Regions from separate parts of the Homo sapiens genome. Here region 1 is linked to region 2. Evidence: chromatin loops called from intact Hi-C (ENCODE). Cell type or tissue: endothelial cell of umbilical vein. All regions are shown on one strand. Each heading gives the region's core, and the rest is flanking DNA. Links, peaks and the distances in the headings are about the cores only.

Region 1 (5,379 bases), core at 161-5,160, 81 kb after region 2:
TTATACTATGTATACAACATTACATTTCACCTTTTAAAAAAATTCACCATTGTAATATAAACATTACCATGTCATGACAAACCCATCACAAAGTTATTTTAATGGCAAAATGATATTTTAAGAGGATGCATGTAGTTCATTCGACAAGGTTCTTGACTAATTTTCAAGAGCAATGCCCTAAAAATAATCTACCAAATGCTGGTAGATCATTATGAGATAGATGCCCCAAAAATATAATCTAATGAAGAATCACTGTCCTCATAGTTAACCTACAACTAAAGTCTTTCCTTTAGGTTAAAGAATGAATACTTCCTTGAGACTATTTTCTTGTTTTGGTATTTTATTGGGGTTGCTTTTAATTTAGATGATAGAACAGTCTCAGATGGAATTTTAAAAAGAAAAAAAATCACCTATAACTCCACTGCTCTAAGAATGCCATTCCAAGATGTATATGCATAAAGATATTTACACAGGTATAATCATACAATGCATGCAATTTTGTGTTCCTTTTTTCCACTTAATATTACAGCTTCTTTGCCATGTTATTACATAGTCCTTATATCTATCATTTTAATGGCTGCATAATCATCTACAAGTTATTGCTTGTGGCAACACAGTTCCTTTAGGTTTGAGAATAGGCAACAATTATGTGGAATAATTGGGAAAAAGTTTATTTAAACATGTGCTAAAGCAGTGATTTTCTAATTTTGATGCTTGATGTGCCCCAAAGGTTATCGTGGTAAGGGTGATGAGGAGACGAATCAGGGACTACCCAATCATCCTTTAATTAATGTACTTCTCTTTTAAGTTTCCTTTTTGAAAATAGGGCTTAAAAAAAGTAGGAGGAGAAAAAAAAGGATAACATTAAATAATGCAACATTTATGTAGAGCATGCCATTTACCAACTATGTGACATTGGGCAAATGCCTAAGTTTGCTTATCTATAAAATGAGGATATTAATTTTACCTCATTCATTGGGTTGTGGTAAAAAGTAAATAAATATATATGTAATAAACATATATTGTTAGAACAATGCTTGATGCACCACTGTTGTATAAGCGTTTGTTGATAAATAGAATACTGGAAAAAAAAACAACAACAACAACATCCAGCCAGCAAACCTAGAGTGCATTCAGGTTTGTGAACTTTAAGCAAGAAGTAGAGCAAGTAGAGACAGTGGTAAATCTGCCAATGGCCATAATAGCCCCAAATCAGAATAAAGGTTAACCACAGGCTTCAGGGTAAGAATACCTAAGTTTATAATTAGACTCTGATACTTCATACTTTGTGACTTTAGACAATTGATTTAACTTCTCTAAGCCTCAGTTTTTTTAATCTGTCAAAGAGTGGTAATAATATTAACTATATCTTAGAGTTCTTGTGAGCAGTAAATGAAATAATTCCTATAAAGAATTTAGCCCAAGACCCGCCCCATCTTATCTCTTCAATAGATAGTTAAAATCATCCTAGGTACAATGCATTTTTGATCAATTACTGGGTTTTTTTGGGCCACACCCACAACTTGTTTTATCTTAAAAAGTGCCAAATATGTTCCATATGGTGTCCAGATGGCCAAGATGGAAAAAAACTTTCGTTTCACTTTTCAATTTGCAAATGGACTTATATTTGGAAATCCAGGCTGATATGTCTCCAGAAGTCAGTGTGCCAAGACATTTTCTGTAATTGCAGACAGTAGAGTCTGGGGAATAATGAAGATCTTATGAAAGGCACTGCCTTAGGAGTTAGGTGATTCAATTCTGGTCCCAATTTTGTCCCAAACTTGTTATATGACCTTAAATACGTCAGTTTTCTTCCTTACCTTTAAATTATCTCCTCCTGAATATGGTGGTTGAACAATAGACAACCTCAAAGGTTTTCTTATCTCTATAATTCTTATTTAGCAAAAGGGTCTGTGCCATTTTAAGAAACCTTGAGGTGGTCATGCGCAGTGGCTCACGCCTGTAATCCCAGCACTTTGGGAGGCCGAGGCGGGTGGATCACGAGGTCAGGAGTTCAAGACCAGCCTGGCCAAGATGGTGAAACCCCGTCTCTATTAAAAATACCAAAAAATTAGCCAGGTGTGGTGAGGGGCGCCTGTAATCTCAGCTACTCGGGAGGCTGAGGCAGAGAATTGCTTGAACCCGGGAGGCAGAGGTTGCAGTGAGCCGAGATTGGGCCACTGCACTCCAGCCTGGGCAACAGAGAGAGACTCCATCTCAAAAAAGAATCCTTGAGGCATTAAGGTTTTGTGGACAAGGAGTTACATTTTACAGAGCAGTGTGTAACTTCGGTGAAGATCGTCATTTCTAGATCAGTCATGTTGGCTCCCTCTTTCCTCTCTATGGGAGTTATCACAAAATTAACTAGAATTTAACGGATAAATTCCTGAAGTTCATGAATGGCAAAAGTTTCTGCCCCTAAAAAAATATTTAATCCAGATATTTGCATTTGGAGTTCATGCATTAACTTAAACACTCCTTGTCTGTTAAACAAAATAAATTACCACCCCACCTTAACATTGCCTCTGGCTCGCAGCAGAGGGGAAAAACATTTTTGGTTTGTAATACAGTAAAATTACAGAATGTTTGCCTTATTTAGTCATGGTCTGGCTGATTCATTCCGACTGATATTGTTTAGAATGAAAACTTGACCAGATGTTCAGTTAAGTGAGCTAGAAAGATTAACTCTCAGTCCTACCATGTTATCTTGAAGGGTGGGTGTAGTCATCTCCAAAGAATTTCCTGGAGTTGGACACAAAGGTTACTGATTATGATTACAGCTAACACTTTGTTAAATACACCCAGTGTACCAAGTGCCATCCTAAGTGCTTCAAGTGTATTAATTCGTTTAGACACACAATAATCTTTAAAGAGAGGTACTACTACCCTTTTTCATGAGTGAAGTCACTGAGTCTCAGAGACTTGAAACAACTTGCCTAAGGTCACTCACCTGGTACATGATAAAGGCAGATTTGAAACTAGGAACTTTGATGTCCATGCTTTTAAAATTTTGCTGAGTCCATTGCTTTATGCAGTTTCTTGTTTTTGACCCAACATACTATAAAGACTTGAAAATACTAGACTCATTTCTAATTTAGGAGTGGGCGAAGAGGAATTTGAACTAGTATGAGTAGAAAAAAATATAGTACCTGATCCAAGGGGAAGGAAGAATGATAAATTTTGAAGAAAACACATATATACCTGATTAGAAACCTCTTGCGTTACCAAAACATCTCTACTGTTTATCCATCTTTTAAAATAATTTGAGGAGTGTGAAAAGAACTAAAGTTTAGACTTTTACTGCTTGTCTGCACAAGATAGCTGGAATGTTTTGTTGTTATGATCAAAGCCAAATGGATAATATTCGTTGCTGCTTCTTGGTTAACCTTAAAAAGAAGCAAAAAGAAATTCTTAGATTCTCCTCATCTACAGTGAAATCCAAGATATTGCTTTGTTTGGGGATTTGTTGGAATTATGATTCTGGTTCTTCACTGACATTCTTCTGAGCTTAATTTAATGTCTGAGAGCTCTTTTATCTTTTGTTAGCACATATTCTCCAATAATATAAAGAAAGCATAACACACTATCCATTTAGGTTTTAAAACAACAAAGTAGTTTGAAAAGTATGTTGATTCTGGCTGGAGCAATTTGGATAGATTCTCCCAAATCTGGGTCTGAGAACTCATAATGTATTTGAAAGGCATTACATCTAACTCAAACTCAATTCCCCATACTTTTTATCCCTTAAATCCAAGGGATTATGTTAAAAATATTTGTAATATAGCATACTTTTTTTTCTGTTCTTGTCTCAGTGACGATATTCCAATTCGTTTGCATGCAATGAAAGCTTTTGTTCATATCATTAGGATCCTGTAAAGTTGCATCAATTAGCTATGACATCTGAATACATGCAATTTTGTTGGTTTAAGCATGTGTTATGATGTGGATTAATAGCTTCAGTAATGGGACAAGAAAGATCACAAGGGTAGCAGCTTTGACACAAGTATAAAAACTCTGCTAACTACAAGCAACAATAGAAAGTAAAACTCAGATTAAGACTTTGATTAGCTAGGACATGGTTTGTCCTGAGAGTAAAATAAGCCATCTGTATTGTGCCTGTTATTTAAATACAGAATTTCTTCAATAGGGAATGATCTGTCTTTTATCACCTTAAATTTCTTTCCTTTTCGAGAGTTTGTTAATTCTACTAGAAAAAAATTATATGTGATCAATGAATAAAACATAAAAAAGTAGAAAAATTACCCGGGGTCTCACCATTCTTACACCACTTAAATTTTAGCACACTTCCACTTACTTATAATTATGTTCTGCATATCAATACTGCATCCTTCATTTCATTTATTTTTTATTTTTTAAATTTTTTGAGACAGAGTCTCACTCTGTTGCCCAGGCTGGAGTGCAGTGGCACGATCTTGGCTCACTGCAACTTCCACATCCCAAGTTCAAGCCATTCTCCTGCCTCAGCCTCCTGAGAAGCTGGGATTACAGGCATGCACTACCACACCTGGCTAATTTTTGTATTTTTAGTAGAGACAGGGGTTTCACCACGCTGGCCAGGCTGGTCTCCAACTCCTGACCTCAAGCGATCCAACCACCTCGGCCTCCCAAAGTGCTGGGATTATATGCATGAGCCACCACGCCCGGCCTACATCCTTCATTTCAAAAGCTGAACATTAAATTGTCTGAATTTTATTTGTGTATAGAAACATAACTCCTCATGGTTTTCCCAATAGTCTTTTGAGTGGATGTTGCATATTTTATCTACTTGGTCCTATATTTCTAAACAGTTAAGGAGTTTCCAGCTTCTCTAATCTAATGAATAATAATTAAGTATTCATCTTTATGCCCAAACATTTCCTTTTCAGGATTATTTCTTTAGATTAGCTTTCCTCAAGTGGAATCTCTGCTCAAAAATGTTGTATTCTAAAGTTTATTGCAAGTAAACATATTTTATCAGCTTATACTGACTTTTTGCAATAAACTTGCCCACAATTACACTATTAATTGGTTTGTCCAATGACCAAAATGAAGTTTGGAAAGCAGAAAGTCACTGTTCCCTAAAAGGATTCTGAGTTTTCTGGTGCTTTAACCACAGTTTCTGAATTTCTTTGAAACAGTTTTAACTCTCTGCTTTGGCATGTGTTTCTGTCATGTACCTAAGTCCTTGAGTTCATTCACTACAAGGCTCTGGCTTTGATCTCCAGCTCTTTCCACCTAAATGAATTTCCTCTTGTGACCCTAGTCTCTGCCTCCCTCCTGGTGGGAGTGGATGTTGTGGTTATTTTCCCACATTCTTCCCATGTTCATTCTGTTTTCTCTGTGTCAGTCCTTTGGGCAATTGGCCCTAAAGCAGCTCTA
Region 2 (5,379 bases), core at 196-5,195:
GGGGAGATAAGTAAAAATTGAGCTTTTGTCCCAATCAGCTTTTTCTCTTTCTTTTTTTCTTTTTTCTTTCTTTCTTTCTTTTTTTGGATGATAATTTCCACAGCTCTTTGGAAAGACAAGACAGTCAGCACTAGACAATACTGTGCATTGTAAAAGACCCACGATGTTTCTTCAATAATGGAAAGTGAATGCCATCAGGTAGTGGTAAAGGAGGATCAGTTAAAACCCAAAGCCTCTACCAGGCAAAAGGATCCCTGCTGGCCTCAACTCTTCTCCCTGGGGAGTGTTTCTTCCCCAGCACCAGCTGGGAAGCTGGTAGGGGTGGGGTGCATTTGTGTGAAGTGAAGCTCAGTTGCATGAAAAAGGTATGGTGCGGCAAAAGAAATAAACCATTTGACAATAAAACATAGTAGGCGCAAGGGAGGCTTCTTCCTGCCTGCAGAGGGGAAGGTTCTGCATCTCAATCGCAAACGCACAGGATGTTCCAAGCCTAAGGGAACAAGTGCAAACAGACTCATGCCCACAACAAAACCTGGCGGACCCTGCAAATCAACTACTGTGGCAGGTAAAGCTCTGCCCTAGGGCGGCTGCAGAGCCTCCCAGGGGCCAGCTGATCACTTCCTTTGTTCAGCTTGCAAAGATGGAGTAGCCACCCATTCCCCCACTACACACACACACACACACACACACACACACACCATCCAATTCACTATAGACAAAGCACAACCGCACTGCTTCGTGCTAAACTAAAAAACGTTAGTTTTTATTTATTCTATTTTTGTAAATGACCATCCCAGCCTGCCATATGTGCCTACTATTTGGGGGCATCATTACAGCGCATCACCACGGAATCCCAGCCTTGCTGGGCGCCGGTGAAGACGCGGCTTCTGTACCTGATAATGGCACGTCCCCTCTCCACCCCGCCCTAGGCACACCCTAGCGCATCTGACACCCGCCAGTCGCGGTGTCTCCGTCTTGCACACAATGGGTTGAACACTGCATGCATACAGCGTGCGCCCGCGACAGTAAACTAAAATCTGCTCTAAAAACTCGGCCTTTTCTTTGATGTGAGGGAGAAAAGAAATGAAAAATGTAAAGTGCATCGAAGGCACACACACACACACACACACACACACACACACACACACACACACATAAAGTTGATCATTCCCACTGCAGCCACGTTAGCTGTCCAGTCCCATAAACGATACATTGAAACATGAGTCGGACTGAACGCAGGCAAGAAGGGGACACGGCGAGGACAGGTGGTCCAGACACCCTGCCACCCTCGCGGCGCAGGGGTCAGAGCCGTGGGGCTGGAGCTGGGAGAGGGGCGCGGTCGGGCTGCCAAGTACCCCTGGGGAAAGGTGTCATCTCTCCAAACCCAGCACGGCCAAAAGGATCCTTAGACAAAAAGCACACCTCAACCTGGGGCGGCAAAAACCGACACTCCAGGCGGAGCAGTGGTCCTGGGAGAGCCGCGAGCCCCGCGCTCCTGGGGAACTACCGGCGGTGGGAAGGGAGGATAAATAATCCAAAGTTCTCCGTGCCACTGTTTGGGTTTCCTCTTTGTTTTGTTTTCCCCAAACCCCAGGGTCGCTCAGTCTGTGTGGCGCCGGCTGGACTGACCGCCGCGCTCCGCCACCCGGACCCCGGGTCTCCGTCCCTCCCCGGGGACCAGGCCAGAGAAGCCGGCGGGATCCGAGCCGACCCCGCCCGCAGCGCAGCGGACAGGGAGCGAGCGAGGAGGGAGGGAGCAGCGGCGCCCGGACTCACCGTGATCCGCGGGATGTTCTTCTTGCCTTGGTAGGACATGGTGGCGGTGGTGGCTGCAGCGGCTGGCTCCCTCCCTCCTTCTTCTGCTCCGGCTCGCCCGCGCCTTCCTCAGCGCACAGCGCCCCGAGATCAGGTGGAGTGAATGGTGCGCTGGCCGCGCCGCCGCCTCCGCCCGCCTCCGCCCCCCTCCCGGGCTCCCGCGGCGGCTGCCAGAGACAATAGTAAATCTCCCCGGTCCCCCTTTCACCCCCGCCCCCCCACGCACACCCTCCTCCACCCGCGTTCACGCCCGGGTTTTGTTTTTTTTTTTCTTTTGCTGCGCCAGCTGGGACCCCATAAGACAAGAATGGCTGATCTGCGACTCCTCCCTCTTCTCTCTTATCCCTATTGATTTTCCTCTTTGCATCTGCCTCACCCACTTTTTCTTTTTCTTTCTTTTTTTTTTTTTTCTGATTCGCGAGTGCTGCGGAGTCAGGCTGCTCCACAGCCACCAGGGGGCGCGAGGGGCTTTTCGGGAGCGGAGGCTGAGTCCCGGGGGTGGGAGCATCAGCTACGCCCTCCCGGCCGCGGGGCCGAGTTGCGGGCGCCGCCGCCCCCAGCCAGCTCCTCGTCGGATCTCCTACCTTCCCCGCCCTAGTTTCAGAATGGAGACGGTTCCCGGCTTCCCTCCCGGCACCCGCTCTCCTCTGCCATGGCGCGGGTCGAATGCGGCGGCCGCGCCTTTGTTCGAGAGGAGGGCTGGGCGCCGCCTCTGCTGCTCGCGGGGTGGTAAACAGCGGCGCAGCCCCTTCAGACGCCGGAGACTGGTCCGACTCTGCAACCTGGCGGGCCTGCTGGGGTCCCCAGACCCGGAACATACACATTAGAAAATGGAAAGCCGTGACTCGCTCTCAGAGGCTGCAAGGGGCACGGTAGCAGTGGACTCAACCATTCCCTGTATTTAAAAAATATCCAAGTAGTATCTTGTTAAAGAAACTCCACTGCCTGACTGAGTCTCAGAATCAAAGAAAGAACATGAATGCTGCTCTGTGAGTAAAAAGTAGAAAACACCTGTGGAGTGGGAAGGCAGTAGCCCAGACACGTTCCTGGTGCGCAGCCATGGATTTGGAGTAGAACTGCTATTGCTCCCCATCAGTAATGAACCACGTGCACTGCTCACAATCCCGAGTTTACTTTAGGCAGGGCTGACAGACGAAGGTTTATATGTTATTACAAGCAAAACCATGGCCCTTCGGCGATGGAATACATTGTCCTTTAGCTACCTGCTAAAATCAAACGGCCAAAGGGAGACATATTTGGAGAGGCCACTGTGGGTGGGGTCTGAGTGGTGGCTGGGGGTGAGGGAGCTCCTCAACTCTCACGACAAATAATTCCAAACATAAAATTTAAGGAACCAAAAAAAGACTTGCTATGCAAAAAAAATTATAAAACCCTTTGAAGACAATTTTCCCACCGCTCCCCAATTGTCAATCTTAATGTTCTATTAAATAGAAATCCTGTATGTCACTAAGCATGACTAAAGCTGTGTTGAATCTTGAATTCACGTTTCCATAAGGCAGCCCACTGATGGCAATTCTAGACATCTTGTCATTAAAGTGAAGACGTGCTTGCGATAAAGAAACTATATAAGGCATCCACAGAAAGAGAATACAGAATACTCCGGCTTGGGCTTTCCATAAACCCGAAACGAACCAGACTGGTCACATAATCCAAGGACACACAAAGCCCCCCTTAAACACTCCCTCTCAAGTGAGTTAATCCAAGCTTCTGGTTATTTATGGTTAATTGGACTGAATGCAGTCTTCGCAAGAAAAGTCCACAGCAGTCTCCACTTTATTTCTGTGATACTCTGCAAAGGAGGATGAATGCCAAGCAAAGATCACCTCCCTATACTCTTGCAAAACACAAGGGGGAATAAAAAGACTGGGCCAAAGGCACGCCCTAAACATTTTGCTTTGTTCTTAAAGCGTAAGTGCTGAGACCACTAGCCAAGAGTTGTGAAATTACAAAGCATTCTGGGGATTGGCATGCAAATGAGCAGGATTATATTTAGAACAGAGTAAAAGGAGAATTAACTACATACTATGGAAACCAGCAGAGCTCTCTCTCTCTGCATCTTTCCTGTAGATTTTACTGCCCCAAACTTGCTGGAAAGGATCTTGCACATTTTTCTCAAGAAAAGCAAAAATATGTAGGGGACATTTACAATCCTAAAAAAAAAATACCGCTGCTGCTGCCTTTTTTTTTAATTTTACAAGTTTCTTTGCCTTTCTTACATCTGAGTTATCTCCTCTGTTACCATCATTATAATCCAGAACACTCTTTACTAAATAGATTTATACCATATTTTTGATCACTTGATTGTGTGTGTGTGTGTGTGTGTGTGTTGTTTCAAATAACAAGACTTGGTTAAGCTTTTTTGAGGTCAGGTTTGCATGCAAGAGGCCATGCTGAATGGCAATTGCAATGTGTTCTTCTGGATCCGGCTGCTGTGACCAGCCAGACACAGAAACACAGCAAATTGATTCAAGCTGTTGCCATCATCAGAAATGTACAACAAACACTATTTTCCTTGTTTCATCCCCTTCAATTATCTTTCACTTTCTTGAACCAAAATAAAGCCTCTAAGATGAATTTGAAGGAAAAAGCCTTCCTTGGCCATAAGAAAGGCAGCCATCAACACAGGATGCCTCTGTGTCTGGCCAAGAGAGAGAAGAATGGAACCAGTATGGATGTTTTCCACAGTAGAATGACTCTGAATGGTTTTCCTTGGATACACAGCAGTGCTTGGCTTTAGGTATCTCAGTAAACTGAAAGAGGGAGAGGAAGATGTAGAAATAGACTTGATTTACAGTCCCAAAGAAACTTAATTTTGGCTACCACACCTGCCACACCACAGATTTCCACACTTAAATCAATGGGTACTCCATTCCAGTTGCTCAGGCGAAAGGTTTGGCACCATCCTTGATTTCTCTCCTTCAATCATGCCCCTACTCTCCACAGACAATCTTTCAGCAAATGCTACTGATTCTATTTTTTTTTTTTTTTTTTTTTTTTTTGAGACAGAGTCTCGCTCTTGTTGCCCAGGCTGGAGTGCAGTGGGGTGATCTCGGCTCACAGCAACCTCCGCCTCCCAGGTTTAAGCAATTCTCCCGCCTCATCCTCCTGAGTAGCTGGCATTACAGGTGTCTGCCACCACACCTGGCTAATTTTTGTACTTTTAGTAGAGAGGGGGTTTCACCATGTTGGCCATGCTGGTCTCGAACTCCTGACCTCATGTGATCTGCTTGCCTCAGCCTCCCAAAGTGCTGGGATTACAGGCATGAACCACCGCACCCAGCCAGTTCTATCTTTTAAATGTATCCAGACTATGGTCTCCTCTCATGATTTGCAAAGTTTCTTCCTGTGTTTAGCCATCATTTGGCTATCACCTGAATTATTGTAACCTCCTAACTGGGTTCTCTTCCTCACCATCACTCATTCATTCATTCATTCATTCATTCATTCTCAAAATATTCACACAATATTTACCTTGTGCTTACTATGTGCCATTATTTTTATCAGTGTTAGTGCAATGGAGGTGAATAATAAGTCCCAAATATC

What was found. Peaks named below come from ENCODE experiments on the same cell type or tissue, not always from the same donor. Only the 100,000 strongest peaks of a DNase experiment are listed, where the experiment ranks them.
Region 1: it touches region 2 in a loop (4-fold over the local background); 1 of 110 quality-filtered maps calls a loop at or near these places.

What each region holds. Positions count from the first base shown.
Region 1 is chr5:147,533,150-147,538,528 of GRCh38, forward strand. No RefSeq gene overlaps it. Among named protein-coding and RNA genes, the nearest start is that of JAKMIP2-AS1, 24 kb to the right of the region's middle. In endothelial cell of umbilical vein, for the core only: no CTCF peak of the experiment used is centred there; a DNase peak (open chromatin) is centred at 2,692; H3K27ac peaks cover 2,308 bases.
Region 2 is chr5:147,451,773-147,457,151 of GRCh38, forward strand. All of the region lies in intron 1 of DPYSL3 (dihydropyrimidinase like 3), which reads right to left. Among named protein-coding and RNA genes, the nearest start is that of DPYSL3, 56 kb to the right of the region's middle. RefSeq lists a silencer at 2,317-2,456 and an enhancer at 4,175-4,676. In endothelial cell of umbilical vein, for the core only: a CTCF peak has its summit at 2,266 (motif pointing right); a DNase peak (open chromatin) is centred at 2,289; H3K4me3 peaks cover 2,095 bases; H3K27ac peaks cover 1,071 bases.